Linked DNA regions of Homo sapiens: region 2 is linked to region 1. The links are chromatin loops, found by intact Hi-C in ENCODE. Cell type or tissue: PC-9. All regions are shown on one strand. Each heading gives the region's core, and the rest is flanking DNA. Links, peaks and the distances in the headings are about the cores only.

Evidence for each region. Hi-C counts contacts between places; a loop is a spot of excess contacts. Peaks named below come from ENCODE experiments on the same cell type or tissue, not always from the same donor. Only the 100,000 strongest peaks of a DNase experiment are listed, where the experiment ranks them.
Region 2: it touches region 1 in a loop (10-fold over the local background); 2 of 110 quality-filtered maps call a loop at or near these places.

The regions. Positions count from the first base shown.
Region 1 is chr6:100,290,128-100,306,589 of GRCh38, reverse strand. No RefSeq gene overlaps it. Among named protein-coding and RNA genes, the nearest start is that of SIM1-AS1, 95 kb to the left of the region's middle. RefSeq lists an enhancer at 5,823-6,117. In PC-9, for the core only: no CTCF peak of the experiment used is centred there; DNase peaks (open chromatin) are centred at 5,959, 6,209, 9,169 and 9,639; H3K4me3 peaks cover 1,941 bases; H3K27ac peaks cover 6,607 bases.
Region 2 is chr6:100,193,109-100,209,570 of GRCh38, reverse strand. No RefSeq gene overlaps it. Among named protein-coding and RNA genes, the nearest start is that of SIM1-AS1, 190 kb to the left of the region's middle. In PC-9, for the core only: no CTCF peak of the experiment used is centred there; DNase peaks (open chromatin) are centred at 6,030 and 6,710; H3K27ac peaks cover 2,040 bases.

The DNA.
Region 1 (16,462 bases), core at 2,763-10,762:
TTTTTCTTCATTATAGTTCTGAGAGGCAGGCAACACTGTTTTAAGACAGCTTATTTCAAATTTCTCTAGAGCATTTGTGTTAAAAGATACCTTGTGCAAAAATATTCAAAAGTTATATATGGTTCAAATAGTTTTCTTTACTTCCAGGTTTCTCAAAACCTTTAATACAGCAATAGACATTGAGAATCCAGGGGATATCGGAGTTCCCCAAACTTATTTGACTGCAGAATCTTTAAATTTTTTTTCTGAAGAATGCCATGCAAAAATTAATATTACATGGGATACACTTTTAAAAATGCTCTTTTGAAGACTCATTGGATAGCTGCAATGTTAAAAATCAATATGGTAAAATTTGTTCATATTGGGAGTTGAAATAGATTAGGCCTTACTTATATTAGTAATGACATGAGTTATTAATTCCTGCACAATATTTTATAGATAATTCTAGAAACTCTGAAAACTAACAGTAAGTTAGAGGAGGGATCCCAGGAGTTTATAATTTCGCTATTATAGCACCCACTAAGATTCCAATAACATTTGGAAAGTCCTTTTGCTTATAAGAAAATCCAAGTTTGGTTGACAAGCCATAAGCTTTGCCTTCCTTTCTGGTGTTCCATATATCTCATGTCCTCTGCAAACCTTTTCAGTTTCTATTGAGTTTTTAAAAGTAATGTGTCAGGTTCTAATGCTCCTGCTGGTTTAAGGAAAAATGCTCTCACTAATAAATTATAATGAATTGTCAGTCTCAGCAGGCCTATGACCTTCAGTCTGTGGGGGGTTCGAGGCTAAACTCTATTTCCCCCTCTTCTTGTTGGAGCAACTTTTCTTGTTCTAGCCTGTCCTCTTAATTTATGGGTGGGCTGCCCACAAGACAACTCACCTGCAAAAATAGTTCATGCTGTGGTGTTTATTATACTAAGTAGGTTTCATGCTGACTGAGAGTTTTTACAAGGGGATGGAGTTGCTGTCAAGATCCTCCATCATCTGAGCAAAGCTAGCACTCAAATTCTCTCATATTTCAGCATATTAAATTTAGTGGGGGTGGAAATGGGATGGCTGAAAGTGAGAGAAGAGACAGTGGTGTGAAGGCAGCTTAAGTGTCTTGTTCAGGGGCTTCTGTAAATGTGACTTCAGTAAAATGCATCAACAGGACAGCCAAATAAAAGGCATGCATTAGAAGCATTAAAACCATGCCCTGCTAGCACAAGGTAATGAAAAATCTCTGCAGCCTACGTGAAGGAATGCTGAGATGTGTAGCTTTAGGTTGATTTTTTTGTAAGCTGAGTGAAATATTCACTGGGTATGTTTTCTTTATTCTCCAGTTTTAAACATTCCTGGCTTATTAAATTAATATGTTCTCTTTATAGAGAATTTGAAAATAATAAAATACTGTCAAAAAAGAGAGAAAAAAGTCCTGCTCTGCTCTCTTAGGAGCAATTATTCTTAACACTGCAGTTTTCTTTCCAGTGAGTCTTCTATGCAATTTTTCCATAGCTGTGACAGTAAAATACATAAAGTTTTGTTCCTACTTTTTTACATGACATGATATTATAAGCATTTCCCATATTACTGAAAACCCTTTGCAAATTTATATCACTTACGCTAAACAGTGTTTTACAACATACATGTATTGTTTAGTTATTTTCTTATTGTGGAATTGCCTTAATACTGTGTTCAGCAGCTCAGCAACGTGGGCTTTTATGACTGTCTTCTTTTTCTTCCTCTTTTTTTTTTTTCTTTGCAAAGTCTTGAAAATCTAGTTCCTTCCTGGAGCTCAGGACCTTTGCACTGCCATTTCCTCTGCCTGTAGGACTTTCCCCCAGATCTGCAGAGGCAGGCTGCTGGGAGACTCTAGGAGATAGTCATTCATTTACTGTTTACTCTGGCCCCTCTGGATCATGAGCTCCTTATCTGCCTTATTGTGCACTAACTCTCTAACCCTTTAGCAGGGCTGGCACATTGTAGGTGAGCAATAAATACTTATTGTATGAAGTTATAATGTTGAGTGATTAGGTTATTTCTTTTTTGCATTTTAAGCTTTTATTAATATTATTAAAAAAAACCTTTGGGCTTATATTTTTATCTGCATTTTGGATTGTCTCCTTAGAATTGATTATTAGAATAAAAACTCCCAGGCCAAATGCTCAAGTCTGACCATTTTAATATTTTTGATACATGCCAGTTTTATCAGGAGAGAAGGGGCATGTTCTTCTAAGCTTAACCTTAACTCTAATTTTTATTCTCAGCAGAATTGGCTCATTTTTAAACTAAATCCAGTAACAGTTGCTGATTTTTTTTTGCCAAATATTTTATGCAGTTTTAATTTGATTTCTTTGATGACTGCAAATTTGAAATCTTTTTTATCTGTGTTTCTTCTTTTGTGAATTGTTTAAGTGCTTTACTCTGTTATCCCTTGGGTATCTTGGTATTTTCTTATAAATTTCCATGGGAATTTTTTAAAGCTAAAATGTGAGTCTTTTGTGTATTGCATTTATTAAAATTTTTAGTTGTTAAGTATCATTTAGACTCAAATAAAATATAATAAAAATTTTATTTTTGAGTCATTTAGAATTCAGATTAATCAGTCTTTTTTTAAAAAATTGTTCCTTTCAGCAAGAAAAAAAAATAAACCCATCAAAAAGTGGGCAATGGATACAAGACATTTCTCAAGATATACACACAGCCAACAAACGAAAAAATGCTCAATATCACTAACCATCAGGGAAATACAAATTAAAATCACAATGAGATACCACCTCACTCCTGCAAGAATGGCCATAATTAAAAAGTCAAAAACCAAGAGACGTTAGTGTGGATGTGGTGAGAAGGGAACACTTCTACACTGCTGGTGGGAATGTAAATTAGTACATTTGGAAAACAGTATGGAGGTTCCTTAAGGAACTAAAAGTAGAGCTACCATTTGCTCCAGCAATTCCACTACTGGGTATCTACCCAAAGGAAAAGAAATCATTATATGAAAAAAACACATGCACACACTTGTTTATAGCAGCACAGTTCACAGTTGCAAATATATGGAACCAATCTAAGTACCCATCAACCAATGAATGGATTAAAGAAATGTATTACATCTATAACATGGTATACTACTCAGCCATAAAAAGGAATGAAACAATGTCTTTGTAGCAACTTGGATGGAGCTGGATGCCATTTTTCTAAGTGGAGTAACTCAGGAATGGAAAACCAAATATCATATGTTCTCACTTGTAAGTGGGAGCTAAGTTACAAGAATGAAAAGGCATAAGAGTGATGAAATGGACTTGGGGAACTTAGGGAGGGTGACGGATAAAAGGCTAGATATTAGGTACAGTGTAGACTGCTTAGGTGACAGATGCACTAAATCTCAGAAATCACCACTCAAGAACTTATCCATGTAACCAAAAACCAACTGTACCCCAAAAACATTAAAATTAAAAAAATTAAAAATAATAATTTGTTCCAGAATTTTTAATCTCAGAAAATCTTACCCTATTCAAAGATCAGATAAATATTCACCTATCTTACACATTTTTAATGGTTTGATATCTTTTTATAACTTTAAATTTCTTAATTGTCTGATTTTGTTTTTGTATATGGTATAAGGTGAGGATCTAAACAGAATTTTTTCCAAATGTCAAGTAACTGTCCCTGTCTTTTCAAGTTATTCATGATGCCTCCTTATCTCGAAACACTTTTGAATTAATGCATACAAATTCAAATATTGTTATTAAAATTAAAACAATTTAAATGTCTTCATATCTTTTAGAAAACACCTAATTTTGTTGTCTTAAAACATGAACAAACTTATTTTGAGTGTTTTACTGACTGCTGAGAAAGTGTTTTGGAATATTAGTGAAGGCTTTGCAAAATCCTTTTAAATTATGTAACTTTTAATATCAAAATTTTAAAAAATGCTGGTATAAGGAAAGATAACAAAATTATAAAGCAAGACAAGGCTGAAATAAAATATAATAATGTATAATACAATGATTTAATATCCAGAATACATGAAGAACTTGTATAAATCAATAAAAAGACAGCCAAACAAAAAAATGGGAAAAAAGTTAGAAATAGGCAATTCATAGAAGAAAACATGAAAATGGCTAATGAACTAATAAAATATGCTCAGTCATGTGTAATTTAAAGCTGTAGTTTAAAACAGAAAGATCAATTTGGCAAAAACATTTAAAAGGCTGATAATACTCAGTACTTTCGAATACTTTGTTGGATGTGTAAACTAGAAGAGTCATTTTGAAAAGCATTTTGGTAATTCACCTATGTGAATTAAAAATGAATATACACTTCAGCCTAGCAATTTAATTTTCAGATTTTTAGACTGGGAAACTGCTCAGATATATCTCCAGAGAGACATTTTAAAGACCTTTTAATGGATGCTTAAAAGATTGTAAAACTGAACCATTTTTTTCACAACCTAAATTTTCATCAGTGGGGTAGTGGCTAAATTAAACATAGTACAAACATACTATAAAATACTATTCAACATTTAAAAAGAATGAGATAATGGCATACTGGCATAGAACTGCTAAGTGTAAAGAAAGTTGTAGAATAATATATACAGCATAAACTAATCTGTAGTATGACTGTATCTACACTATAGTCACGAAGCAATGCGCTATGGTTCTAGATTCTGTTATCTACCTATCAATCAATCAGCCAAAACATGTAAGCACATAGGGAATAAATCTGGAATGACAGATACTATAACAGTAATAGTAGTTACCTGAGAAATGGAGAATGGGGATTGATTGATGGCAAAGGCAGATTTCTACTTTTTTCTTTAGTTTTCAAATGCAGATTTCTACTTTTTTCTTTAGTTTTCAAATGCAGATTTTGAATAGGGGTGGCTTTTATTTATTTATTTATTGGGTTGCTTTCTAATTTTGTTTTTTACAAACCAATGCTGCAATAAAAAGTTTTGAAAATTTCTCAGGTATAAATATTTACTTTATTTTAGAAACAACATTGCATTATGCTAGGTGAACATGACCTGTATTATATTAATTTTTTAAAAAATTACTAAGACTTTCTCTGTATCTGAGTAATGGACAATACCTGTGAATATTCCATGTGTGTTTTAAAATACTACCTCTTTTACCTGGGCTGAGGTATATATCTATATAGATAAACTTTTCATTGTGTTACCCAAATCCTCTGTATTTTATGATTGTCTATTTTATCTGCTGATTTCTGAGAAAGGTTTATTAAAGGCTAACCAAATTATGGTCGATATGTCATTTTCTCAGCTTTTGCTTTATGTATCTTTAGGCTGTGTTGCTGGGCATTTAAAGTCTCTGAGATCTACCCTCTTCGTGGACTGTCTTTTATATTAATAGTAAATATCTCTTTGAGCTTTTTACTTTAAAGTCTATCTTATCTGATATTCATTAATATTCATTAATACTACAATTGTTTTCATTTTAATAGCATTTTCCTGATATATATTTAACCATTATTTTCAATGCTACTTTATTTTAGGTATGTTTCATAAATATCATATAGCCACTTTTGATACAATAAAATTATCTGGCCAGGCATGGTGGTTCATGCCTGTAATCCCAGCACTTTGGGAGGCTGAAGTGGGTGGATCACTTGAAGTCAGGAGTTTGAAACAAACCTGGCCAACATGGTGAAACCCCGTCTCTACTAAAAATACAGAAATTAGCCAGGCGTGGAGGCAGGTGCCTGTAATCCCAGCTACTTGGGAGGCTGAGGCAGGAGAATCACTTGAACCCATGAGGTGGAGGTTGCAGTGAGCAGAGATCATGCCACTGCACTCCAGCCTGGGCAACAGAGCAAGACTCTGTCTTAAAATAAATAAATAAATAAATAAAATAAAATATATTTGATCTTTGTCCTCAGTTCCTGGCACAGAAGTACTAAAGCCATTGGAATGTCCTGAGTCATAGGATGCCTTTTGCTGTTCCACCACACATGAACTTATGCTAGTGAGGTGAGTCAAAGTGGAGCCTACTATAGCTTCAGGATAGGAACTGATCACCAGAAATACTAAAAACATGATTGGAGGATGGGAACTTTCAGCCCCATTCCCCGACCCCCAGGAAGCGGAATGGGATTGGAGATTGGTTTATAAAGAATCTTGAACAAGATTCCCTGAGTTTCTGTGTTGGTGAACACATTGAAGTGCTGGGTGGGTTGGTACACCCCTAGAAGGTATGGAAACTATGCCATCGCCCCTCCCATGCCTTGCCCTATGCATCTTTTCCAGTTGGCTGTTTCTGAATTATATCCTTTTTAATAAACCAGTAAACATAAGCCAAGTATTTTCCTGAATTCTCCAAGTTATTCTAGTGAATCATGAAATCTGAGAAGAGGGTTGAGGGAATGCTCAAATTGGTAGTTGGCTTGGTAGAAGTATGAGTACCTGGGACACCATTTGCAGTTTAAGTGTCTGAAGTGAACGAGCCTTAACCTGTGGGATCTGTGCTAACTTTAGCTAATTAATGTCAGGATTAAACTGAATGGTTGGACAACCAGTTGGTTTCTGAGAATTGGTTGTTAGTGTAGAAAAACCACATTTGTGTTAAAAAAAAATCCTGCATGGCATGCTTCTTCTGTTTTTTCGGTGTTGCTATGTGTCCTTTCATTCATTCAATAGGACATTCAGTCATATTCCACTTTTATGCCTTTTATATTTGCTATTATTTACATGGATTTGGTGTAGGCAGAGAAGATAATAGCATGTGCTCTGAACATCCTTAAATCCAAAATTGATTTTTACTCAGTATACTTTGGTATAATTTGATATCTTCTTAATGAAATATATTTGTAAGTTACTTGTATAAATCAATGATTGAAACAAGTAATTACTTGTATAAGGAAAATGATACCAAATTTTTGTCACCTTAGTCTTATGCTAAGTACCATCATTCTGCTTTAGCTGAAATTCTCATTATGAATTACATTTTGGCTCATTTTCTAGTGTTAAGTAAAGATAAATTAATGGCAAATATGATTTTTTAACTTTATTTTTTTGCCAGGTAAAACAATAGCAAAGTAACATTTTAGCACTCTTCAAAAGTAGTTGGTGTCACAGATACTTGGAAAAGAACCTAAAGACTACCTAGAAAGTTCTCATACAAGGGGTTTGAACAGTGATGAACTGTATCTAGATAAATCCTTATTTTCTTTAGTCATTGGGAAAATATACCAATATAATCTATTTCTTGGAGAAGCCAAGAGTCCAAAGATTGGGTGTATTGTTATCTATGAGATATATTGTTGCAGGTTAGTGCTAACACCCTAACCGATATGGCCTAATGTGGAAAGGAAAGTGAAAACATTGTAGAAGAGAAATAAGTACAGCCTAAGGCTCTGTGAGAGGCACACTCTCCCTATCAGCACACCAGCTTCCAGCCTCATTCATTTCTGTCTTATATATTACAGATGTTCAAAAACATATGTACATACAAAATACATACAGGAAATTTGCCAGAATATGCACACGTAAGATTCAAGACTGGGTTTTAATCTGAAATACTGCATTTTTAAAATCTGGAATTCTGGAAATACTGTGTGTGTGTATGTGTTTCTTACATGAAAGAAATTTCCAAGGGATTATGAACACACACACACACACGCACACACAATTTCTGTACTTGTGAGAAAGTCATATGAGTGTATAATGCTTATTTAAAGGCAACAAAATTCATTTTGAATTCATATTTTTAATCTCAATTCTTAAAATTAAGCATATTTTAAATACTTTGAAACAAATTTCTCCCTGCATTTAAGGTAATTATTTTTGACTATATGCATGTAGGTGGCCAAAAATTGCCTGCTTTTTTTTTTTTTGGAGATGGAGTTTCACTGTTGTTGCCCAGGCTGGAGTGCAATGGTACGATCGCCGCTCACCACCTCTGCCTCCTGGGTTCAAGCAATTCTCCTGCCTTAGCCTCCTGAGTACCTGGGATTACAGGCATGCACCACCACACTTGGCTAATTTTGTATTTTTAGTAGAGACAGGGTTTCTCCATGTTGGTCAGTCTGGTCCCAAGCTCCCAACCTCAGGTGATCCGCCAGCCTCGGCCTCCCAAAGTACTGGGATTACAGGCCTGAGCCACCAATCCCGGCCCCGTTTTTGTTTTTTGTTTGTTTTTGTTTTTGTTTGTTTGTTTGTTTTGAGACAGAGTCTAGCTCTGTTGCCCAGGCTGGAGCGCAGTGATGCAATCTTGGATCTTGGCTCACTGCAACTTCTGCCTGTCAGGTTCAAGCGATTCTCCTGCCTCAGTCTCCCAGGTTGCTGGGATTACAGGTGCACGCCACCACACCCAGCTAATTTTTGTATTTTTAGTAGAGACGGTGTTTCACTGTGTTGGCCAAGCTGGTTTCGAACTCTTGACCTCGTGATCCGCCCGCCTTGGCCTCCCAAAGTGCTGGGATTACAAGCGTGAGCCACCATGCCCGGTCCCTTTTTTTTGTTTTTTATAGACTTTAATACAATGCATTAAGTTTGCCAGACATTCCATTCCTCCTAATTGTGAAGCTTCTTGATGAAGAGGGAGTGTTGGGGCATGGGGTATTCTTTGAAATTTTTTAATAAGTATTGACAAATTATTTCAAATATAATCTTACGGAGCAGTGTTTCATCTATAGATATAAAAATAGATCTATTTGGCTTGCTATTGTCATGTTAATATTTCCTTATATTTTATTTCAACTGCTAAAACAATATGACTAATCAAATAATATTCTATCTTAACTTAGACATTGAGCACTGGGCTCAGGCTATGCCTATAAATCACACACACAATTGACCTTTTAGAGATCAGGTCCTATTGATGTGAGATATCTTATGAATAATATTTTATATTAATAAAATAGTTAACTAGAAACTGACATCAGCTTTATACATCAACATAAGCAAAATAACAAATATGTTTGAAATCTACATATTTTGTAACTTTTAATTAGTGTTCCAAATCCTTAAGCCTTGCAGAAAACATTCATCTCTGATAAGAGTATTTCCCACCAAGTTAATTTATCCAAATTAAGGTAATCTCTTTTCCTATTTTCTTTTACTTGACCAGTTTGGTATTTACAGATTTCTAGGGTATTAACCTCTCAAGTTTCCATGTAGAGAATGTACTTCCTTTCTGCTGAAACAATGGACCTCATGACTCAGTGTTTGCTTTGATCCTGAGTTTGATTTTATCTAGATCTTGCCGCTAGTATTGTTTTGATTAATGATGTGACAGTGCAGAGATTCATTCTCACCATTATTCCTGTTTACTTTCCTCATGTTAAAGTATCTGAGTATAGAAAATCTGTAGAGAAAGAAATTGCGAAAATTAAGAATTTTAGTAAGAGCTCTAGAGCTGTATATCCAGCTTCCTACTCAACACCACCTGGATGTCTAATAGGCTCCATAGACTTCACATGTCCAAAGAGATCTTCTGATTCTCCAGCCCCACAACACTACATGCAACTGAAACCAATAACAGAAAACCTCCACATCCCCTGTGTTTCTTCAGCTCAGTACATGGCATCATCGGCCACCTACTCCTCAATCTCAAATTTCATTAAACAACTCTGATTCTTCTCTCTCTCTTATTTGTAACATGCAGCCCATTAGTAAATTAACTGACTCTTTGCCAAAGCACATTATTCTGACAGCCATTACACCAGTCTGAGTCACTATCACCTCCAGCTTGGATTATTACAATAGCCTACTAGCAGTCTCCTTACAGTGTTTCATAATCTAGCTCTTGCCTACCACTCTGACTTTATTTACTATTAATAGATTCTATTTTTTAGAGTAGTTTTAGGCTCACAGCAACATTGAGTGTAAGATACAGAGATTTCCTATATAGCCCCTGCCTCTACACATGCATACCCTTCTCATTATCAACATCCTTCACCAGAATGATGAACCTGCACTAATGCATTATTATCACCCAGAGCCACAGTTTACATTAGGGTTCACTTTTGTGTTGTAAATTCTGTGGGTTTGGACAAATTTATGATAACATGTATCCAATATCGTAGTATCATGCAGAGTAGTTTCACTGCCCTAAAAATCACTCTTTTACATTGTATTATGCCTCTTTTTTCCTCATACCTCAGCCGCACTCACCTTTGGTCTTTTCCTCTAACTTGGTAAACCCCTTCTTGCTTTGAGGACTTTGTACCTGTTTTTTTGGCCTGGAGTGATTGTCATATTGTCACAAAGTCAGATTCTTCCCTCTATTTACATCTCAGCTTAAATTTCATCTCCTCACAGACCATACTGACCACATAATCTAAAACAGTGTTTTCAGTCACTAAATATTCCCTTGCTTTGTTTTTATCTTAATAGAATATGTCTAACACATATTTTCTTGTTTATCACCTATAAGTTAAAAAAAAAAAAGAGGTGCTTTGTTTTGTTTTATACCATATTCCCCAAGTCAGAAGAGGCCCCAAGTCAGAAGAGGTATGTGGTGGGTGTCCAGCGAATGAATTATTAAATAGATAATAATAACATCCTGGAATCTATGGTCCTAGTGTGCTGAAGCTTGTGATTTATACTTCACAATCTATGGAAACCTTCTACCCTCTCTCTCCCCTAGTGACTATTTTGCCTTTTTTCTCTCTCATTTTCCCTTTTCCTTCTTACTGCATCTATACTTCACATTTCTCTTTACACAGCTTCTTCCTCACTCTACTTCACTATCATTCCTACTCTTCTTCTCACTCTTTGCCCCAAACTGGACATAAAATGTGCCTGATAATTCTTTTAAAAATATTTATTTTACTTGTTGAATAAATCTTTCATTTCCTTGTTCTTAATTTAAACAGCACATGAGCTGAATGTTTTATGTTTCTCTAAGAAAAAGCTATATACATTTTTTTTATTACTTCTGTATGTTGGTGATCCTGGAAAGATGGGGAAAATCTTCCCTACTCCTGCTTCTGTTCTGTTTTAAAGGTTCAAAGTCAGTGTGGCGATTCCTCAGGGATCTAGAACTAGAAATACCATTTGACCCAGCCATCCCATTACTGGGTATATACCCAAAGGAGTATAAATCATGCTGTTATAAAGACACATGCACACGTATGTTTATTGCGGCATTATTCACAATAGCAAAGACTTGGAACCAACCCAAATGTCCAACAATGATAGACTGGATTAAGAAAATGTGGCACATATACACCATGGAATACTATGCAGCCATAAAAAATGATCAGTTCATGTCCTTTGTAGGGACATGGATGAAATTGGAAATCATCATTCTCAGTAAACTATCGCAAGAACAAAAAACCAAAACCGCATATTCTCACTCATAGATGGGAATTGAACAATGAGAACACATGGACACAGGAAGGGGAACATCACACTCTGGGGACTGTTGTGGGTTGCAGGGAAGTGGGGAGGGATAGCATTGGGAGATATTCCTAATGCTAGATGACGAGTTAGTGGGTGCAGTGCACCAGCATGGCACATGTATACATATGTAACTAACCTGCACATTGTGCACAAGTACCCTAAAACTTGAAGTATAATAGTAATAAATTAATTAATTAATTAAAAAAAAGGTTCAAAGTCTTTTGAACGGCTGTAAGTCTGGAGTTTTACTGGAAGAGAATCGTTCTCAGGAAGAAGAGGTACTTAATGAACATTGAAAGTAATCTAGAAATCAACTTCCCACTCTCCTCTCCCTTTCTGGGGTCCACTTCCTAGGGCTAACTACCTGAGACATGAGGATGAGAAGCTGGAGGAGACTCAGAGGGCACCTCAATGGAAGACAACTGTGACTCCAATGACCCAAAGCACACATTGTCACATCCCATGTGCTCAAATATGACACACTTCACTGACAAAGAAGGTTCCTTGGTTTTACTACACTACTTGTCATCAAAATGTAGCTGATTTTCATAGTTTGGAAATAGAATGTATGCTAATGGTCTCATCAGGAAATGTGAATGTCCTGGGTGTTTTGTCTGTTTATGGGGTTCTGAAGAAAAGAGCTGCTCTGCAGAGATGGTAAGCTATTTAACAAGGATAGGTTTTTTAGTTTAAGCCAACAAAGAATTAAAATAACAGTGGATTGCTAGCCAGGATAAAGTAGTCACATCTGATGTGTGTGTGCATGACATCAAAAGAATAGGGAAGAGAGCTTCAAGTATTTACTCTGATACTTTTAAAAATTGTAAGGTTTTAGGTAAATTTACTTCCTTGTTTTTTCCTTGTGTTTTTCTTTCCATAGTATTCAAACAAAATATTGACTCACCTCCCCTAAAATTAGCTATAGAGAATTGCAGATCACTTCTGTGCTATGGGATGCAGGATTAGCTGGGAGGTCAGTTTGGTTTGAAGCATTTCTTAAACCTATCTGACCTTTGAAATCATTTCATTGTTGTTGCATCTCTCAGGACTGGACATTTGGGGAAACTCTACTATAGACCAGTAGAACTCATTTGGTCATTATACCTACCAAATAATACAACTTCAAGAAATAAACTGTACTAAGTAATTATGGACTTAATAGTAGAACAGTATGGAAAGTTACCAGAGTTATCATAATAAAGACCGGTATTAGTAAATTAACTTACTCACTTACCAAGTTGCTTGGTTCTGTTCAGCCTGACTCATCATTCATAAAAACCTTACTCTCATCTTAACTTTTTCAGGGGCCTCATCTACTCCCCTTAGCTACCCTAACCATTCTTTTGAAAGATTCAAACTTCTCCATTGAGCTAAGAGTAGTTGGTCATGTGTTAGTAATTGGTGTCTCTAATCTTCTCTTTGCTTTCTATACTTCAAAAAATTCAAACTACTTTTTAGATGAAAGAGAGGGAGGAGAATATATGGAGAAAGGGAAGTCACCAAATTAAAATTAAACCATATAGTTTGTTTGGTTATAGTCTCAAAATAAACAATGATGGTATTCGAACATAAGGACATCAAATCAATGTTTTCTTGTATTTGTGAAGTTGGTAAGAGGACTTGAAAACTATTTGCCACTCATTATATTCCTAAATTCTTCATTTAAAATGTGAAATGTCTAGGAATATTAGAGGTGACTAAGAAAATTATAAAATATGATATTAAGTCCTGCATGTATTGGAATTGCTAAGATAAAATAAGTCAATTTTGTTTAATGAAGAAAATATTTCAGTTAAACAGGTGGTTTTATTATGAATGCTTGTAACTTTCAACTTTGGATACAGATGTGAATTCTAAGATGTTTTGACAAATAAAAAAATTTGACATGTAACAACTGAGAAAAGTTGTTTATTTATCCGAGAAAGGAGAAAGAAAATTCCTCAAGTGGTTTCCATTCTTTCATGCCAATCAGGATATTCACATGTGAACAGCATGGGTCTTGGGAGGGGAGAGGGGAAAAGGAGAAAAGACAAGAAAAGAAAAGAAAATATTTAAAATTTTGAGTAGTGCACCAAGGACAAAAATATGAACATATGTGTGCTTCTACCCAGACTGTCACATATCTGGAAAGTAAGGTTGAGGCCCCATTAAGAACTGGTCCAAGAAGTAATAGTATCTTACACTTGCAAATGACATGTAACTTACAGATTTTAGCTGTACAGCTGTTGAAGACACCTGCCAGTGCCCTCCAACTCCTCATATTTCTTGCCTCTGCCTCTGCATTATTGAAAGATCTGATCCGATTTCCATGAAGATATTTCTCCCTGTCTATCTAGGATATGGTAACTAAAAATGTATTATTCAGGCCTCATATGCCTTCATTGTAAATGCTGCTTCTTTGTTAGGGGGGAGTAAATTACTAAACACTCATTCAGCAATTTGAAAGCATGAAGCCACTTATGATCACTCCTAATTGTCTATGTAGTTCATCAGCTTCTTCATTCCGGGTTATTAGGTCATCAGAATACAATCTGTCTTTAAATTGAAAGGACTGGTGGTATATCCTTAACGAATACAGCTTTTCTTCAGAGCAATTTTCTCCAGTGTCCCTGACTTTGACATGGAGAAAGAGGTCTTGATGGCTGGACTCCCCAGGCATGACCCACCTGAGAGCTCCTTCTCAGGTGGGCATCACACTCAGTTCTTTAAAAGCTCTCTGAAGACTGTAACCCTCCAAACCTAAGCTTCGTGGGCTCCAGGATCAGAGGGCTCATTCATTCATTCTGCTCTGTGCAAGGCAGTCCATGCTGCAGTCATTGGGCATATATGAGAGTATAAAACAGGCAGAAATTTGTTCCTTCAAGGAGCTGATGTCCTAGTAGATGCCATAAATAAATAAGAAAAGTACATAGCATGTTAGAAGTGATAAGAGTTAAGAATAAAAAAATAAAAGAGAGAAGAAAAATGTAAAGTATCACGGTGGGGAGAGTGCTAAAATTTAGTTAGAGTGGCCAAGGAAGGCCTCTCTAAAATATTACTATAGTGGATACTGTGGTGTGTCCTGCAGATCCCCCTTCCAGGCTAGACACATGTTCCCCCAACTGGCCGAGTGCTGGTAGCTGCCAGATCTCAGCTGAGTTACTCTCAGGGAATTACCTTCAGAAAAATCTCTTGACCGAGGTCCTACCTGCAGGTAGCCCACATTCAGTGATTGGTGGGGAGGGGTCCTAAAGACCAAGTGCCTTTGTTTCAGGTCAGTAAAATATTAAAAGGTCATCCCAGCATCAGAGCTTCCATGAAATAGACTGAGGCCTTGGCGTGACTGTATCACAGTTTATCTCTTTCCTCTTCACAGGAACTGGGATCACAGCTTATAAGAATCTCAGGCAAAATCCTTCCTGTGTTCCACTCTCCTGAACTATTCTAATTGGCAAATGTGAGGAGCAGGTAATACAATAAGGAGTGATGCAGACTATGGTAAACTGGAGGGTACATGCCCAGTTTAACAGGGAAAGTCAACATCCAGCACCAGCCAATTCGTTACCAAGCCAAAATGGGAGCCTGATGTTGCCAGATCTACCCACTTTATCTGGATTAAAATTAAAATTTTAATTTATTTTAATGTAAACACTCTGAATTTTAGATGTTTGACAACTAAATCAAATTTTTAAAAAGCACTGCATGTCAAACTGCAGCTGTGGTTCATAGTTCACTGGGAAGCTGCCTGTTTGGGCCTTGACACTGATAGGAGATTTAGAGATCTTCACACAATTACCATTTGAAACCTGAGCTGGCTACTTTTCAAATAACCCTGCACATAACGTATCACCTCTTCCTTGAGGAATTTGTACATATGTATTTTCCCCACTTGCCTTTGGAGAGAATAATTGGGTTATATCTCTGTATCCCTCCAGCCACTATCACAAAGCTTTACATATGGGAGATACATGTACATGTTTGTTCAATAAAAAGAACAAGAAATACCATAGATTTTTAACCTCCCATAGATTTTTAATCTCCAGTCCTGTTTTAAGCATTTCAGGTTACAATATTATGGGAAAAACAAAGTAAAATGGGTGTAAAAATCAGTCTTTGCAGAAGAGGTTTCCATTAAGTTGACACCAAAGGGCTTCTTAATAAAACTCTCTAACTTTGATTTAAATAATAAATCAGAATTGGTTTTCTGCTACTGTTACCTAAAGTGTGGTTAAATTTTGGTAATATAAATTGCTAACGTGTAAGTCGCAGCATGGTGTATACTGAGGTATAATTACAAGAACGTGGAAGATTAATATTTATATATGATAGGATTAAATATTATATGCTGAAAGTGTCTCTCTGTGGTAGCAGTATAGCTCAGATTATAAAGATATCCTGAACCACTCTTGAAATCTTTTTTAACAGAAGAACTTCCAAATATCAATACATGTGTTTAGCACATTTTAAAATAAATTTTATTTTATTTTGGATTTAGAGGCTACATGTGCATGTTTCTTATACAGGTATATTGCATACGGGTGCGAATTGGGTTTCTAGCATACCCATTGCTCAAATAGCAGGCATGTACCCAGCAGGTAATTTTTCAACCCTCCCCGCCTCACTCCCTCCTTGTTTTGGGAGTCCACAGTGTCTCATTTGGCACATTTTACTAACATTGTTACTAGCAGAAAAAGCCTCTGTGTTTTGCTATTTATAAAGCACTTTCATTTGCCTTATCTCATGTAATACAACTATCTGCATGTGATATGGAATTAGTGAGATTATTTGCAAAAATCATATTTTATTTACAAAAAAAGCAAATTTCACATTGTGCTTTGTTAATCAGGTTATGTATTCAGGCACTTAGTAAAACTTTTAGCAAAACAAATAAAGATCAAAAAGCTAAAAAATACTTCTCTAATACTATTAGAAAAATCAGAGTAGAATTTTTTATAAGCTTAGTATGGGGAGGATTTTTCTCAGTAAGAAATGAGATTTAGAAACCATAAAAAAAACCTGGCAGTTTTTATTACTTAAAAATTAAAAACTTCTGTATGGGAAAGGCAGCAATACATACACATTTAAAAAACAACTGTGAGAAAATATTTCTTTCTGTCTCTCTCTTTTTTTCTCTCTCTC
Region 2 (16,462 bases), core at 2,730-10,729, 97 kb after region 1:
GACATCCACTGATAATTGTGAAAGACTCAGAGGGGTATCTAGGCTTAGTGCTAAAGAGTGGTTAGTAATGTCTGCATTGGTGTGGGAAGAGAAGTGCCAGCATGAGCACTTAACATGTATATCTCCAGATTTGATTATTATTATATCACACGCAGTTCTAATTTTAAGAAACTTGGGGAGAGATTATTTATCTAAATACTTTTAAAAACTCTTTAAAGTTCTGTGACACATCACTATTTGTGGTAGTAGCAGTAGAAGCAGCAGCAACAGCATAGGACTCTTGAAGTAGGTTAGATCTGGAAGTTATTGTGCATGCAAAAATCAGATTAGCTTGGTTGACAAAATGTAATTATAGCTCCTCAAGCAGAATGTGAGCATCCAAGTCATAAGGACCACTAATGAAATCAAAATGACAAATCAATGCTGAATGTAACCAATGACAGAAAATATCCCTTAAATAGTGTTATAGACAATTTCCACATGGCCTTGCTTTTTCTGTCCATTAGAAGGTGGATTTTGGAAGTACATCTCAAACTGGTGATGCAGAATTTTGTCCCTCCTTCTTATCCATTGAATCTGTTATATCGGGGTCCGCTTCTCTTCTGTGACATGTTAATTCACAGGAGTGATTTATTCAAGCACTCTCATTGATGCAAAAGATCTTTTATTTCTCTTCTATGATAAAAGGTACCTTAAATCAGCATACAATATAACTTGAGTAATCATAATAACTTGAGTTATTTATGGTAATATACTAACATCTTTTGTTTATGGAATGTCTACCTGTGAGAATTTTACAAATGGAGTTTCAAGTGTTTTGAAAATTGTAATACTCAGTTTCCACTAAAACCATGAGTCCCCCAACCACATTCACCGTTGAGTCCATGAGTTCTAGGAAACCAAGTTTCTGAAGACAGCCACATTTGGGGAAGAGCTGACTTTTGCTTCTTTGCCTTAAACTTCCTCTAGCTGCTTCAGCTCACTGCTAGAGAAGTTTGTGAATAGGTACTAATGTGCCCAGCATTCTTGACACTCAGAGGGGATCATTTATGAACATCCCTTCCTCATTACAACATAATTATTTTCAGAATAATTAAGAAATAAACAATAACTCATGGCCAGAAAATAAACACAGACAATGAAGAGAATTTTATTCTCAAAATTTGATTCTCTTTTTTTATGAAATGGTAAATGGAATATTTCACAATTTTTGTGAGCCAATCAAGAAAGGATTTTAAAGCTGGTTTTCACTGCTCATCGTTCAAGAATAACACTAGCTATTTGCAAATTTTGTGTGTGTGTGATTAACCTCATTTGCAACAACAACAAAAAAAATCAGAGAAGAAAAAAATCCACACAGCTATCCCTGTTTAGTTCGTATCTACTATTTAAATGAAAGACTTCGTAGTCTCTTAGGGGTTGCAGACATAAGTTACACAGGCTCAAATAATTTTAACCTGTTATGAACTACTTTCTAAATGAACATGTATAGCTGAGTCTGTGTGTGTGTTGTAGTATAGCTGTAAAACTGGGAACTCTGTGTTAACTTCCATGTCAAAAATAATGCCTATTAAATGAGGAGTAACAAAAAATGTGATCACTTACAGCTTTCACATTAGAACTCAAACAGCAATCACAATAATTGCTTGGAACTTAGAGAACATATTTTGGGAAGAAGCGTTTTATCACTGACATGGGTAAGAATTGTGCACTCATGGTGAAAATAAAAAGTGAACTAATTTTTGGCCAGTTTTATTATTTTTTAAAAAATTCTCTACATTGCAGCCTCTTCCTGCCTGTGTTAAATGCTGTTTTGCCTTTCACCCTTGGTACTCCACTGAGTGTGGGAAAAGACTGCCTGAATCCATCATAGGGAATTGCATCCCACCACCTTCTTACACAAGTGTAACAGATCCTGAAGGTTCTCGGCCTGATTTGAGAAGATTATGGGGATTTTAAAATGATGAGATGCAAATTGTTTCACAAGTTATCAGGATATAATTTGTATCAATATCCCCACACCTTCTATTAACGTTTTGTTCCAAAAGCCTCACATGTGGTGGAAGGGTAAAGCCAGACATCCCATTTATGTACAGTTCCCGCAGTCAACTTTGTCTCTTTCCTAGTACTGTACAGCACAGGTCCACTTTCATAAAACTTCTTCCCAAGACCACTCCCCTTCAGTTCTTAATTTCTACAGGTCTCTCTAATATATTTTCTATTCAGTATTTACAATTTATGACCATTTCTTAGTACATCACCAAACAAATCCAGATTTCTTCTCTACTTTCCAGAGAAGACTTCTCAGACCCTTAAGTAGAATTAATTTCTTCCTTCACTGAGATCCTAAACACTTTGCTCAAACCTCTATTCTTATTATACATATCATAATTATTTATTTATATAAATGTTGAGCTTCCTCCTTAGAATGTGAACTCTCAAACAGTAAAAATTTGTTTTTTTTCTCTCTAGTATCTTCTATAGCTGAGCAATAGTCAATAATCAATAAATTATTGTAAAAATAGTGAATGATTGAATGAAAATTTAAATTGGTGTTCTCTGAGACTAACTCACTGTAATCTCCTTGTCCTGTAGATTTTGTCTAAACATACTTCTATTTTTTTTTTCCTGAAAAAAATCATGCCTTGACTTTTATAGGATTTATTTTTATATACAAGTAATATCTTTATTTAATGATCTGTCTTGCTCTTTGCTGTGTCTCTAGTACCTGATACAGTGCCTGGCACCAAGCAGATGCTCAAAAACAGACATTGAATGGTTGTAAATATGGAGACCAAAAAAGCAAAATAATGCAAATTACAGATGCTATCAATGTTTCCTCCAGTTGGACAAACATTTCTATGTTTCTTAGGGAAAACAAAAGGCAAAATTGGTGAGGGGGTGATTGAGGGAAGATTACAGAGTTGGGAATGTGCTATCAAGCTCCAGTGCCCGTGCCCACTGCTTTTCAGTTCTTGCCCTCTCCAGTGGAAGCAGGACTCCTGGAATGATCTGTGTGAACCCAGGGAGATTCAACATGAAATTTTTGCTTCAGTTCCACTTGGACAGGCCCCACTCTCCAATTCTTACTACAAACACCTCTTCTGCCAGGCTCCACTGTACTCCCAGGTCCCTCCAGAGCAGAGGGGCTCTGGGAAGCTAACACTATACTGGGCTCACTTTTAAAGGTGAAGCTATCTTGTTGTGTATGTGTGTGTGACCCTCTTTTGAGGTTATGTTTTTTTGTGCCCCAATGACTAACAGGTTTTTTTTAAATGTCTTATTTAGGACTTGTCTCCCTTCTTCCGATTTGACTGGTGATCATTTTTTCTGTCTCTCTCATCAAACATACTTAATCTTCCCCTAAAACCTGGCTCTATCTCTTATAGCATATCTTTCACAAGAGTCTCCAAGATTTGTTCTTTCTGCTGGCCCTACTTATCTTTTGCTACTAATCATGTTTCAGATCTGGGACTGCAAACTGTGTCATTCATCCAGAATACTTATTTTGTTTGAGCCTGAGGGGCTTAATACCTAGGTGATGGATTGATAGGTGCAGCAAACCACCATGGCACACGTTTACCTATGTAACAAACCTGCACATCCTGCACATATATCCTAGAACTTAAAATAAATTTAAAAAGAAGACTTTTAATAATTGAGAAAATTTCCAGAAATCTGTAGATTTTCAGTTTCTTCTTAAAATCAGAGTTGGAAATTCTTGGTCTACTTTACCACAGAAAAACAACTAGCTGAGGATCTGTCATTACTATCATACAGGATGGGCACGCTCCACTTCTCCCCCTGCCCCACCTCTCTGCCTCAGCTTGTGTTGATCATTTATTGTCTAGACCAAGGCATTGGAGAAAGAGTCAACTACGGATGTACAGGCCATCTTCCCATTCACCTTACTACTAACATCTACTCACTTTTAAAGATCTAGATAAAGAATCTCTTACCCAATGACATTGCCCTTCTCTCCTCCAAGCAGAATGTATTCATTCATTCTCAAGCATTTGACCTACTAGGTGCCAGGCAATGGGGATTCAGCAGTAAAAAATTCAGAAGACAAGACAGAACTAGAGATATCACTTAGTCAGTCATTGGCATCAGATGGTGTTTCAGGCACAGGATAGTGTACTGTCACCAAGAAGTAGAGGTACACGGAGAAGAAAAGAGGAGAAAGGTTTATGCCATCTCTGTTCGTAATTACTGCCTTTCTCATGCCATTTTCGTGGTGTACGGGAATTATTATTTTTTACAATCACTTAATGTTTTTCCCCAAGTATTTATTTCAAAATAATTCAGAAGTATGGGATGTGACCAAATAGTATAATGGATATACCCTTCATCTAGATTCACCTAGTTTGCAATGTTTTCTTTCTCTTTCCCTCCATCTCCTCTTTTTCTCTCTCCACCATTTGAAAGTTACTTGTAAATATCACTCTATTTCACCACTAGATACTTCAGAGTGCATCTCTTAATAACAAGGACATTTTCCTTCACAGCCATATTCAGAATATTTAATATTGAAATGAAACTATTATCTAATATACTTGTTCCTATTTAAATATTCCTCCATTGCCCAATAATTTCTTTTAAAGTGTTTTTGGATTCAGGATCCAATCAGTAGTTACTTGTAGTATTTCGTTGGTATATATCTTTTGTCTTATTTGATCTAGAAAAGTTTCATAGCCTTTTGGGAGGGGGCATAATGGGAATGTGATATGGTTTGGATATTTGTCCCCTCCAAATCTCATCTTGAAAGGTGATTCCAAATGTTGGAGGTGGGACCTGGTGGGAAGTGTTTGGGCCATGGAGGTAGATCCCTCATGAATAGCTTGGTGGCCTCCCCATAGTAATGAGTGAGTTCTCACTTAGTCCACACGAGATTTGGTTGTTTAAGAGTCTAGGAGTTTCCCCTCTCTTTCTTATTCCCTTTCTTGCCTTGTGATATGCCTGCTCCTCTTGGCCTTCTGCCATGATTGTAAGCTTCCTGAGGTCTCACCAGAAACTGAGCAGATGTTGGTGCCATTCTTGTATGGCCTGCAGAACCATGAGCCAAAAGATATCTCTTTTCTTTGTAAACCACCCAGTCTCAGGTATTTCTTTATAGTAATTCAAATGGACTGACACAGAGTAGGTTTTGTGGTGTTGACATTTTTAAAGAATTCTGGGCAGTTGTTTACAGAATGTGCTTCCATTTGAATTTGTCTGACTTGAATGTTTCTTTATGATTAATTTAGGTTAAACATTTTTGGCAAGAATATACATAGATGATGATATTGTATACTCTTTATCACATCACATCAAAGGTACATAATGTCAGTTTTTTCCCATTACTGTTGATGTTAAATTTGGTAATTTAATAATAGAGTGTCCCTCAACTCAATTTTTCCATATGCTGCTCTCAACAAGTTTTCATCCCATAATTCTAGCATCTAATGATGATTCCTAACTGAGTCAATTATTGTTATGATGCTAGATGCCAGTAAATGAATTACTTCCTGTTTCTTTAATTCCCTCTACATTTATTAGTTGGCTTTTTAAAAGAATAAAGAAAACTTTTCCATTTCTCCCTCCCTAAAAGCAAAGGAAAAGAAAAACCCTTTATAAGTATCAGTGTGGACTCATGGAATGTATTTTTCTTTCTTTCTTTAGACAGGATTTCACTCTGTCGCCCAGGCTGGAGTACAGTGGCATGCTCTATATTCACTGCAGGCTTGACTTCCCAGACTCAGGTGCTCCTCCCGCCTCAGCTTCCTGAATATGTGGGACTACAGGCACATGCCACCAAGCCCAGCTAATTTTTTGTATTTTTAGTAGAGATGGAGTTTTGCCATGTTGCCCAGGGTGGTCTTGAACTCTTGGGCTCAAGCGATCAGCCTGCTTCAGCCTCCCAAAGTGCTGGTATTACAGGCATGAGCCACCAAGCCCAGTGACTCATGGAATTTTTTAAAACATTGAATGTGTAAAAGTTTATTCCTATCACTCTTCATTTTGACGTTCAGAGGCAATTACTTATTTACAAGCTGTGTTCCCATTGGCCTGTGAGCCTCTTGAATATGAGTCATAGAATATGTCTTGCAGATTTTTTCCCATTACGTAACACACATATGGAACCTATATATATTTATCAAATGATTGAGTTAATATAACTACCAAGTTGTCTATCAAATTTGTTCATGCTTTTAGCAATTAAAGTAATAAGATACTATTTATTATTTTTATTTGACAAATATGAAAATATGCTAATACTCATTTTTTATATTAACTTTTTTAGGTTTAAAAGGCCACTCTTAATAGTCTACTGGAGGATAACTAACATGTACTTAAAGTCTTTAAAATATACATTTTCTTTGACTCAACAATTTCACTTCCAGTGATATAAAGGATGCCATTTTTGAGATATCAAACCAATGTGTCTTGTGGTAATCCCCTTTTAGAGTTGTTTGGCAGCTGCCCTACCCAATGGTTCAGAGGAATTCATTGCCATGTGGAAGTGGGTGGGGGGCTGCCAAGAACAAGGGAATCATTGCTTGACTTTAAGTTTCAAAACAGAGGTTATTAAATCCATAGAGAGTTAATAGCTTAAAAGCAAATACTTTTGACTTTCAAAAGCCAGGCTTTAATGAGAAATGGGAAAAATTGCATGTTTCAATGAGTCAGAGCTTAAAGGACTGACCACAGAGTAGATGATAAAGCAGAAAAAAATCTGGAAAATTATGCAAGACTTTCCTGGGGCCAGAGAGGAGGACCCAGAGACAAAGGGAGGGGCAGCAAGGAGTCAAATGTGAATGTCCTTTTTTCCACCCTTATGGGTTGAACACCACAGAAAGAGCACGTTTTTGAATGGGAAGCCAAGAGCATGTGCTTTGATTCTCATTTGCTACCCCTTAAGGAGAACTGTAGAATGGCCTGCACCAACAGGAGAGTAGAAATGGCAACATGGCCAGCTTAAAGCAGAGAGGGGTCAGGGCTCCATAGGCTGTATGTGGTTGACAAAGAGTCAGAGATTGTCATAGGCCCAGGGAAGAACACTGGGCACAACTGAGAATTGAAGTCTTTTTTTTCCTTTCTTTTTTTTTTTTTTATTATACTTTAAGTTTTAGGGTACATGTGCACATTGTGCAGGTTAGTTACATACGTATACAAGTGCCATGCTGGTGCGCTGCACCCACTAACTCATCATCTAGCATTAGGTATATCTCCCAGTGCTATCCCTCCACCCTCCCCCAACCCCACAACAGTCCCCAGAGTGTGATATTCCCCTTCCTGTGTCCATGTGATCTCATTGTTCAATTCCCACCTATGAGTGAGAATATGCGGTGTTTGGTTTTTTGTTCTTGTGATAGTTTACTGAGAATGATGATTTCCAATTTCATCCATGTCCCTACAAAGGACATGAACTCATCATTTTTTATGGCTGCATAGTATTCCATGGTGTATATGTGCCACATTTTCTTAATCCAGTCTATCATTGATGGACATTTGGGTTGGTTCCAAGTCTTTGCTATTGTGAATAATGCCGCAATAAACATACGTGTGCATGTGTCTTTATAGCAGCATGATTTATAGTCCTTTGGGTATATACCCAGTAATGGGATGGCTGGGTCAAATGGTATTTCTAGTTCTAGATCCCTGAGGAATCGCCACACTGACTTCCACAATGGTTGAACTAGTTTACAGTCCCACCAACAGTGTAAAAGTGTTCCTATTTCTCCACATCCTCTCCAGCACCTGTTGTTTCCTGACTTTTTAATGATTGCCATTCTAACTGGTGTGAGATGGTATCTCATTGTGGTTTTGATTTGCATTTCTCTGATGGCCAGTGATGATGAGCATTTTTCATGTGTTTTTTGGCTGCATAAATGTCTTCTTTTGAGAAGTGTCTGTTCATGTCTTTGCCCACTTTTTGATGGGGTTGCTTGTTTTTTTCTTCTAAATTTGTTTGAGTTCATTGTAGATTCTGGATATTAGCCCTTTGTCATATGAGTATGTTGCGAAAATTTTCTCCCATTTTGTAGGTTGCCTGTTCACTCTGATGGTAGTTTCTTTTGCTGTGCAGAAACTCTTTAGTTTAATTAGATCCCATTTGTCAATTTTGTCTTTTGTTGCCATTGCTTTTGGTGTTTTAGACATGAAGTCCTTGCCCATGCCTATGTCCTGAATGGTAATGCCTAGGTTTTCTTCTAAGGTTTTTATGGTTTTAGGTCTAACGTTTAAGTCTTTAATCCATCTTGAATTGATTTTTGTATAAGTTGCAAGGAAGGGATCCAGTTTCAGCTTTCTACATATGGCTAGCCTGTTTTCCCAGCACCATTTATTAAATAGGGAATCCTTTCCCCACTGCTTGTTTTTCTCAGGTTTGTCAAAGATCAGATAGTTGTAGATATGCGGCATTATTTCTGAGGGCTCTGTTATGTTCCATTGATCTATATCTCTGTTTTGGTACCAGTACCATGCTGTTTTGGTGACTGTAGCCTTGTAGTATAGTTTGAAGTCAGGTAGTGTGATGCCTCCAGCTTTGTTCTTTTGGCTTAGGATTGACTTGGCGATGCGGGCTCTTTTTTGGTTCCATATGAACTTTAAAGTAGTTTTTTCCAATTCTGTGAAGAAAGGCATTGGTAGCTTGATGGGGATGGCATTGAATCTGTAAATTACCTTGGGCAGTATGGCCATTTTCACGATATTGATTCTTCCTACCCATAAGCATGGAATGTTATTCCATTTGTTTGTATCCTCTTTTATTTCCTTGAGCAGTGGTTTGTAGTTCTCCTTGAAGAGGTCCTTCACGTCCCTTGTAAGTTGGATTCCTAGGTATTTTATTCTCTTTGAAGCAATTGTAAATGGGAGTTCACTCATGATTTGGCTCTCTGTTTGTCTGTTGTTGGTGTATAAGAATGCTTGTGATTTTTGTACATTGATTTTGTATCCTGAGACTTTGCTGAAGTTGCTTATCAGCTTAAGCAGATTTTGGGTTGAGACAGTGGGGTTTTCTAGATATACAATCATGTCATCTGCAAACAGGGACAATTTGATTTCCTCTTTTCCTAATTGAATACCCTTTATTTCCTTCTCCTGCCTAATTGCCCTGGCCAGAACTTCCAACACTATGTTGAATAGGAGTGGTGAGAGAGGGCATCCCTGTCTTGTGCTAGTTTTCAAAGGGAATGCTTCCAGTTCTTGCCCATTCAGTATGATATTGGCTGTGGGTTTGTCATAGATAGCTCTTATTATTTTGAAATACGTCCCATCAATACCTAATTTATTGAGAGTTTTTAGCATGAAGGGTTGTTGAATTTTGTCAAAGGCTTTTTCTGCATCTATTGAGATAATCATGTGGTTTTTGTCTTTGGCTCTGTTTATATGCTGGATTACATTTATTGATTTGCGTATATTGAACCAGCCTTGCATCCCAGGGATGAAGCCCACTTGATCATGGTGGATAAGCTTTTTGATGTGCTGCTGGATTCGGTTTGCCAGTATTTTATTGAGGATTTTTGCATCAATGTTCATCAAGGATATTGGTCTAAAATTCTCTTTTTTGGTTGTGTCTCTGCCCAGCTTTGGTATCAGAATGATGCTGGCCTCATAAAATGAGTTAGGGAGGATTCCCTCTTTTTCTATTGATTGGAATAGTTTCAGAAGGAATGGTACCAGTTCCTCCTTGTACCTCTGGTAGAATTCAGCTGTGAATCCATCTGGTCCTGGACTCTTTTTGGTTGGTAAGCTATTGATTATTGCCACAATTTCAGCTCCTGTTATTGGTCTATTCAGAGATTCAATTTCTTCCTGGTTTAGTCTTGGGACAGTGTATGTGTCGAGGAATTTATCCATTTCTTCTAGATTTTCTAGTTTATTTGCGTAGAGGTGTTTGTAGTATTCTCTGATGGTAGTTTGTATTTCTGTGGGATCGGTGGTGATATCCCCTTTATCATTTTTTATTGTGTCTATTTGATTCTTCACTCTTTTTTTCTTTATTAGTCTTGCTAGCGGTTTATCAATTTTGTTGATCCTTTCAAAAAACCAGCTCCTGGATTCATTAATTTTTTGAAGAGTTTTTTGTGTCTCTATTTCCTTCAGTTCTGCTCTGATTTTAGTTATTTCTTGCCTTCTGCTAGCTTTTGAATGTGTTTGCTCTTGGTTTTCTAGTTCTTTTAATTGTGATGTTAGGGTGTCAATTTTGGATCTTTCCTGCTTTCTCTTGTGGGCATTTAGTGCTATAAATTTCCCTCTACACAATGTTTTGAATGTGTCCCAGAGATTCTGGTATGTTGTGTCTTTGCTCTCGTTGGTTTCAAAGAACATCTTTATTTCTGCCTTCATTTCGTTATGTACCCAGTAGTCATTCAGGAGCAGGTTGTTCAGTTTCCATGTAGTTGAGCGGTTTTGAGTGAGATTCTTAATCCTGAGTTCTAGTTTGATTGCACTGTGGCCTGAGAGACAGTTTGTTATAATCTCTGTTCTTTTACATTTGCTGAGGAGAGCTTTACTTCCAAGTATGTGGTCAATTTTGGAATAGGTGTGGTGTGGTGCTGAAAAAAATGTATATTCTATTGATTTGGGGTGGAGAGTTCTGTAGATGTCTATTAGGTCCGCTTGGTGCAGAGCTGAGTTCAATTCCTGGGTATCCTTGTTGACTTTCTGTCTCGTTGATCTGTCTAATGTTGACAGTGGGGTGTTAAACTCTCCCACTATTAATGTGTTGGAGTCTAAGTCTCTTTGTAGGTCACTCAGGACTTGCTTTATGAATCTGGGTGCTCCTGTATTGGGTGCATATATATTTAGGATAGTTAGCTCTTCTTGTTGTATTGATCCCTTTACCATTATGTAATGGCCTTCTTTGTCTCTTTTGATCTTTGTTGGTTTAAAGTCTGTTTTATCAGAGACTAGGATTGCAACCCCTGCCTTTTTTTGTTTTCCATTTGCTTGGTAGATCTTCCTCCATCCTTTTATTTTGAGCCTATATGTGTCTCTGCACGTGAGATGGGTTTCCTGAATACAGCACACTGATGGGTCTTGACTCTTTATCCAATTTGCCAGTCTGTGTCTTTTAATTGGAGCATTTAGTCCATTTACATTTAAAGTTAATATTGTTATGTGTGAATTTGATCCTGTCATTATGATGTTAGCTGGTGATTTTGCTCGTTAGTTGATGCAGTTTCTTCCTAGTCTCGATGGTCTTTACATTTTGGCATGATTTTGCAGCGGCTGGTACCCGTTGCTCCTTTCCATGTTTAGCGCTTCCTTCAGGAGCTCTTTTAGGGCAGGCCTGGTGGTGACAAAATCTCTCAGCATTTGCTTGTCTGTAAAGTATTTTATTTCTCCTTCACTTATGAAGCTTAGTTTGGCTGGATATGAAATTCTGGGTTGAAAATTCTTTTCTTTAAGAATATTGAATATTGGCCCCCACTCTCTTCTGGCTTGTAGGGTTTCTGCCGAGAGATCCGCTGTTAGTCTGATGGGCTTCCCTTTGAGGGTAACCCGACCTTTCTCTCTGGCTGCTCTTAACATTTTTTCCTTCATTTCAACTTTGGTGAATCTGACAATTATGTATCTTGGAGTTGCTCTTCTCGAGGAGTATCTCTGTGGCATTCTCTGTATTTCCTGAATCTGAATGTTGGCCTGCCTTGCTAGATTGGGGAAGTTCTCCTGGATAATATCCTGCAGAGTGTTTTCCAACTTGGTTCCATTCTCCCCATCACTTTCAGGTACACCAATCAGACGTAGATTTGGTCTTTTCACATAGTCCCATATTTCTTGGAGGCTTTCCTCATTTCTTTTTATTCTTTTTTCTCTAAACTTCCCATCTCGCTTCATTTCATTCATTTCATCTTCCATCGCTGATACCCTTTCTTCCAGTTGATCGCATCGGCTCCTGAGGCTTCTGCATTCTTCACGTAGTTCTCGAGCCTTGGTTTTCAGCTCCATCAGCTCCTTTAAGCACTTCTCTGTATTGGTTATTCTAGTTATACATTCTTCTAAATTTTTTTCAAAGTTTTCAACTTCTTTGCCTTTGGTTTGAATGTCCTCCTGTAGCTCAGAGTAATTTGATCGTCTAAAGCCTTCTTCTCTCAGCTCGTCAAAGTCATTCTCCATCCAGCTTTGTTCCGTTGCTGGTGAGGAACTGCGTTCCTTTGGAGGAGGAGAGGCGCTCTGCTTTTTAGAGTTTCCAGTTTTTCTGTTCTGTTTTTTCCCCATCTTTGTGGTTTTATCTACTTTTGGTCTTTGATGATGGTGATGTACAGATGGGTTTTTGGTGTGGATGTCCTTTCTGTTTGTTAGTTTTCCTTCTAACAGACGGGACCCTCAGCTGCTGGTCTGTTGGAATACCCTGCCGCGTGAGATGCCAGTGTGCCCCTGCTGTGGGGTGCCTCCCAGTTAGGCTGCTCGGGGGTCAGGGGTCAGGGACCCACTTGAGGAGGCAGTCTGCCCATTCTCAGATCTCCAGCTGCGTGCTGGGAGAACCACTGCTCTCTTCAAAGCTGTCAGACAGGGACATTTAAGTCTGCAGAGGTTACTGCTGTCTTTTTGTTTGTCTGTGCCCTGCCCCCAGAGGTGGAGCCTACAGAGGCAGGCAGGCCTCCTTGAGCTGTGGTGGGCTCCACCCAGTTCGAGCTTCCTGGCTGCTTTGTTTACCTAAGCAAGCCTGGGCAATGGCGGGCGCCCCTCCCCCAGCCTCGCTGCCGCCTTGCAGTTTGATCTCAGACTGCTGTGCTAGTAATCAGCGAGACTCCGTGGGCGTAGGACCGTACAAGCCAGGTGCGGGATATAATCTTGTGGCGCGCCCCTTTTTTAAGCCGGTCGGAAAAGCGCAGTATTCCGGTGGGAGTGACCCGATTTTCCAGGTGCGTCCGTCACCCCTTTCTTTGACTCGGAAACGGAACTCCCTGACCCCTTGCGCTTCCCAAGTGAGGCAATGCCTCGCCCTGCTTCGGCTCGCGCACGGTGCGCGCACCCACTGACCTGCGCCCACTGTCTGGCACTCCCTAGTGAGATGAACCCGGTACCTCAGATGGAAATGCAGAAATCACCTGTCTTCCACGTCGCTCACGCTGGGAGCTGTAGACCGGAGCTGTTCCTATTCGGCCATCTTGGCTCCTCCCTTAAAGTCTTAATTTTAAAGACTTTCTGTCTTCAAAGCATAGAGGTGATACCAGGCAAACAGGCAGCCCAAAGCTGGACTCAGAGGTAAGCATCAGTGTGCCGAGGGTGGTGCATCATCAAGCCACAAGACCTACCCTTGGGAAAGGCCCATGCCAGAAAATAGATCAAGGGTTTATCATCTGCAGACTTGGCAAGTGGGGATGCATGATTTCAAACTGGTACAAGAGACCAGAAAGATGGTCTCTATGGATTGTAGAGCTATCTGAATACGTAAGCTACCCCTGTACTCAGACACCATCTTGTAAAGAAGGGAAAGTTTAATATTTGTTGAAAGGCTATGGAATGAAGGAAAAAAAATTAAATTACAAAAACATTTATAGTGGCATCTTATTTTTGTTAAGAAAAACTACATTTATAAATATGGGTGGAAAAAAGTATCTGTGTGTGTGTGTATTATATATGTATATATACATATATATGCTTATATATGTATATACACATATACATATATATGCTTATATATGTATATACACATATACATATATATGCTTATATATGTATATACACATATACATATATATGTATATATACACACATATAGATATACACACACATACATACATATACACATGTTAATAATAGTTACTACAGGATGGTGGAAATACAGGTGATCTGAATTTATTTCTTTTTTTTTATTGTACTTTAAGTTCTAGGGTATGTGTGCACAACGTGCAGGTTTGTTACGTATGTATACAGGTGCCATGTTGGTGTGCTGCACCCATTAACTCGTCATTTACATTAGGTATATCTCCTAATGCTACCCCTCCCCCCTTCCCCCACCCTACAACAGGCCCTGGTGTGTGATGTTCCTCTTCCTGTGTCCAAGTGTTCTCATTGTTCAATTCCCACCTATGAGTGAGAACATGCAGTGTTTGGTTTTTTGTCCTTGCGATAGTTTTGCTGAGAATGGTGGTTTCCACCTTCATCCATGTCTGTACAAAGGACATGAACTCATCCTTTTTTATGGTTGCATAGTATTCCATGGTGTGAATTTATTTCTTTAAATTTATTTGTATCTCCTAGTTTTCTACAACGAATAGGAATTTGTTATGTAATAATTTTTGAAAATAGTATTTTTAGGTTTCTAGTGAATTGCAAATACTTTGAGCATGAATAGTAAACAATTTGGTTTTAAAAATGTGTTTTTGTATACATTATTTTAAAAATATAGGACATTTAGAGTTAAGTTTCACATATATCCTTTACCAAAAACATATTCAATGATTCGATTCTAAATGTGGAGTCATTAAATATTTGTCAATCATATTCTTTATTTTTGAAAAAGATTCAACTTTCTTGCTGAATCTTTGTCCCTATATTTGTTTCTTTGCCCAAGTTCACTTACAGGGCAAACTATAAGATGCTTTTTCTATTGGCAAGCTGGTCACAAGAAGATTATTAAATTTTAGAGTTGGTTAGGACCATCTACTCTGAAGTCCCATACCGAGTGACATAAATACTTCCTACTTTGTTCCTACATGGAACAAAGTAAATTTAAAAAGTATAGTAAAAAGTATAGTTAAAAAAAAAGAACTCTGTTTTTATTACATATGTGGGAAAATTTCGATTTGTCTCCCTGTCACAAATTTCTCAGTCTTATTGTTAATGGTCCAAGATCAAAGCAAGGTCTGAGAGTAGGCGTTCTGGAGTTGTTTGGGGTTAGGTCAGTTGTAGCAGCTGTTTGCATTTAAAGTTAAGTTTCTGTTCCAAGTCCTACCCATCCAATCATAAAAGGGTAAATGAGGTGAGATTGGCCAGCAATTTATATCTGGGTCAAAACTTAAGAGGATTGTCAATGTACATGGCTCTGGAGTCGGAGTATTGTCTACTTTTGAGGTACAGTGCATTTTCATCATGCTATTGAATGGCTTTTGTTTTTGTTGCTTTTTTTTTTTGTTTGGTTATTTGCTTTTTAGGCTTTGTTGTTGTTGTTGTTGTTAAAGTAGATGTGCCTTTAAGCTTTGTTTACTCTTGGCAATAATAGATCTTTTTGCTTTAAGGAAACAAAGCTTATAAAAAAATCTTACAAGTCGTTTTGGACGTCAAATGGCTCTTACAAATGATTTAATTATAAGTTAATCAAGAACATGTGGATTATATTTCTCTTCCTAAATACTCATTGGTTTAACATTGCAGGCAAGCTCTTAGAGTGCTTCAGAATATTTGTTGTTACTTATTGGCTTTCCAAATAGGAATGAAGTGATGGAGAAAATAAAAATTCAGGCCAGGCACTGTGGCTCACACCCGTAATCCTAGAACTTTTGGAGGCCAAGGTGGGCGGATCACAAGGTCAGGAGATCAAGACTATCTTGGCCAACATGGTGAAACCCCGGCTCCACTAAAAATACAAAAATTAACTGGACGTGGTGGCGTATGCCTGTATTCCTAGCTACTCGGTAGGCTGAGGCAGGAGAATCACTTGAACCGGGGAGTCAGAGGTTGCAGTGAGCCGGAATCACGCCACTGCACTCCAGCCTGGCGACAGAGAGACTCTGTCTCAAAAAAAAAATAAAAATAAAAATAAAGAAAACAAAATTTAGATCCCTTTCTCCAATCACCTCAAACTGTTAGAACAACAGTTTTTGTATAAGCATTCATTCATAGGCAGAAGTAGTAGTTAATGGAACAAAATTTGCCCAATGACATGCTCTATTTAAAAACGTTCTTTTTGTTAGAGTGGTCAAAACTATGACTTATTCCTTTGTGAAGACAGCTGAACCTAGGGCTTTCTTGGTTAGCGTACATCATGGCATTGCACATTGGCACGTTTTTCAGTGATATTGACATGCATTGCTTAAATGAATGAAAATTTTTACTGTATGTAACACATTTTGTAGAAACTATACTTTCTTATACCAATTCATAGACCGATGCATGTAACCTTGCTCTTGAAAAATGAAATTATATTATCTTTTTGCCATATTTATTGAAAAAGGATATAATTTTATTTCTATTTTTTTCTTGCTCTTTTTCTTTGAATAGGAACATCAGCTGGCCTGTGCCTGAAACTCTTTCTGTATACATTTTCTAAGAAATGCTAAGGTGTGGTAATTGCTAAGGTGGACAATTGCTCAGGTGTGGCATTAGCTCAGTCCATGCACTGATATGTAAACCTATTGGCAAATTCTCTTTTCAAATGACTTAGTCATATAATCATATTGATTTAGCTGATATGGTTATTCTTCTTTCACACTACTGCTAACCAAGAATCAAATTTCCTGCTATAGCTTCCTAGGCCCTGGTCTGGACTGCTTTGACCTCCTTTTGCACCCTTCTCTGTCTCACTGTTCTC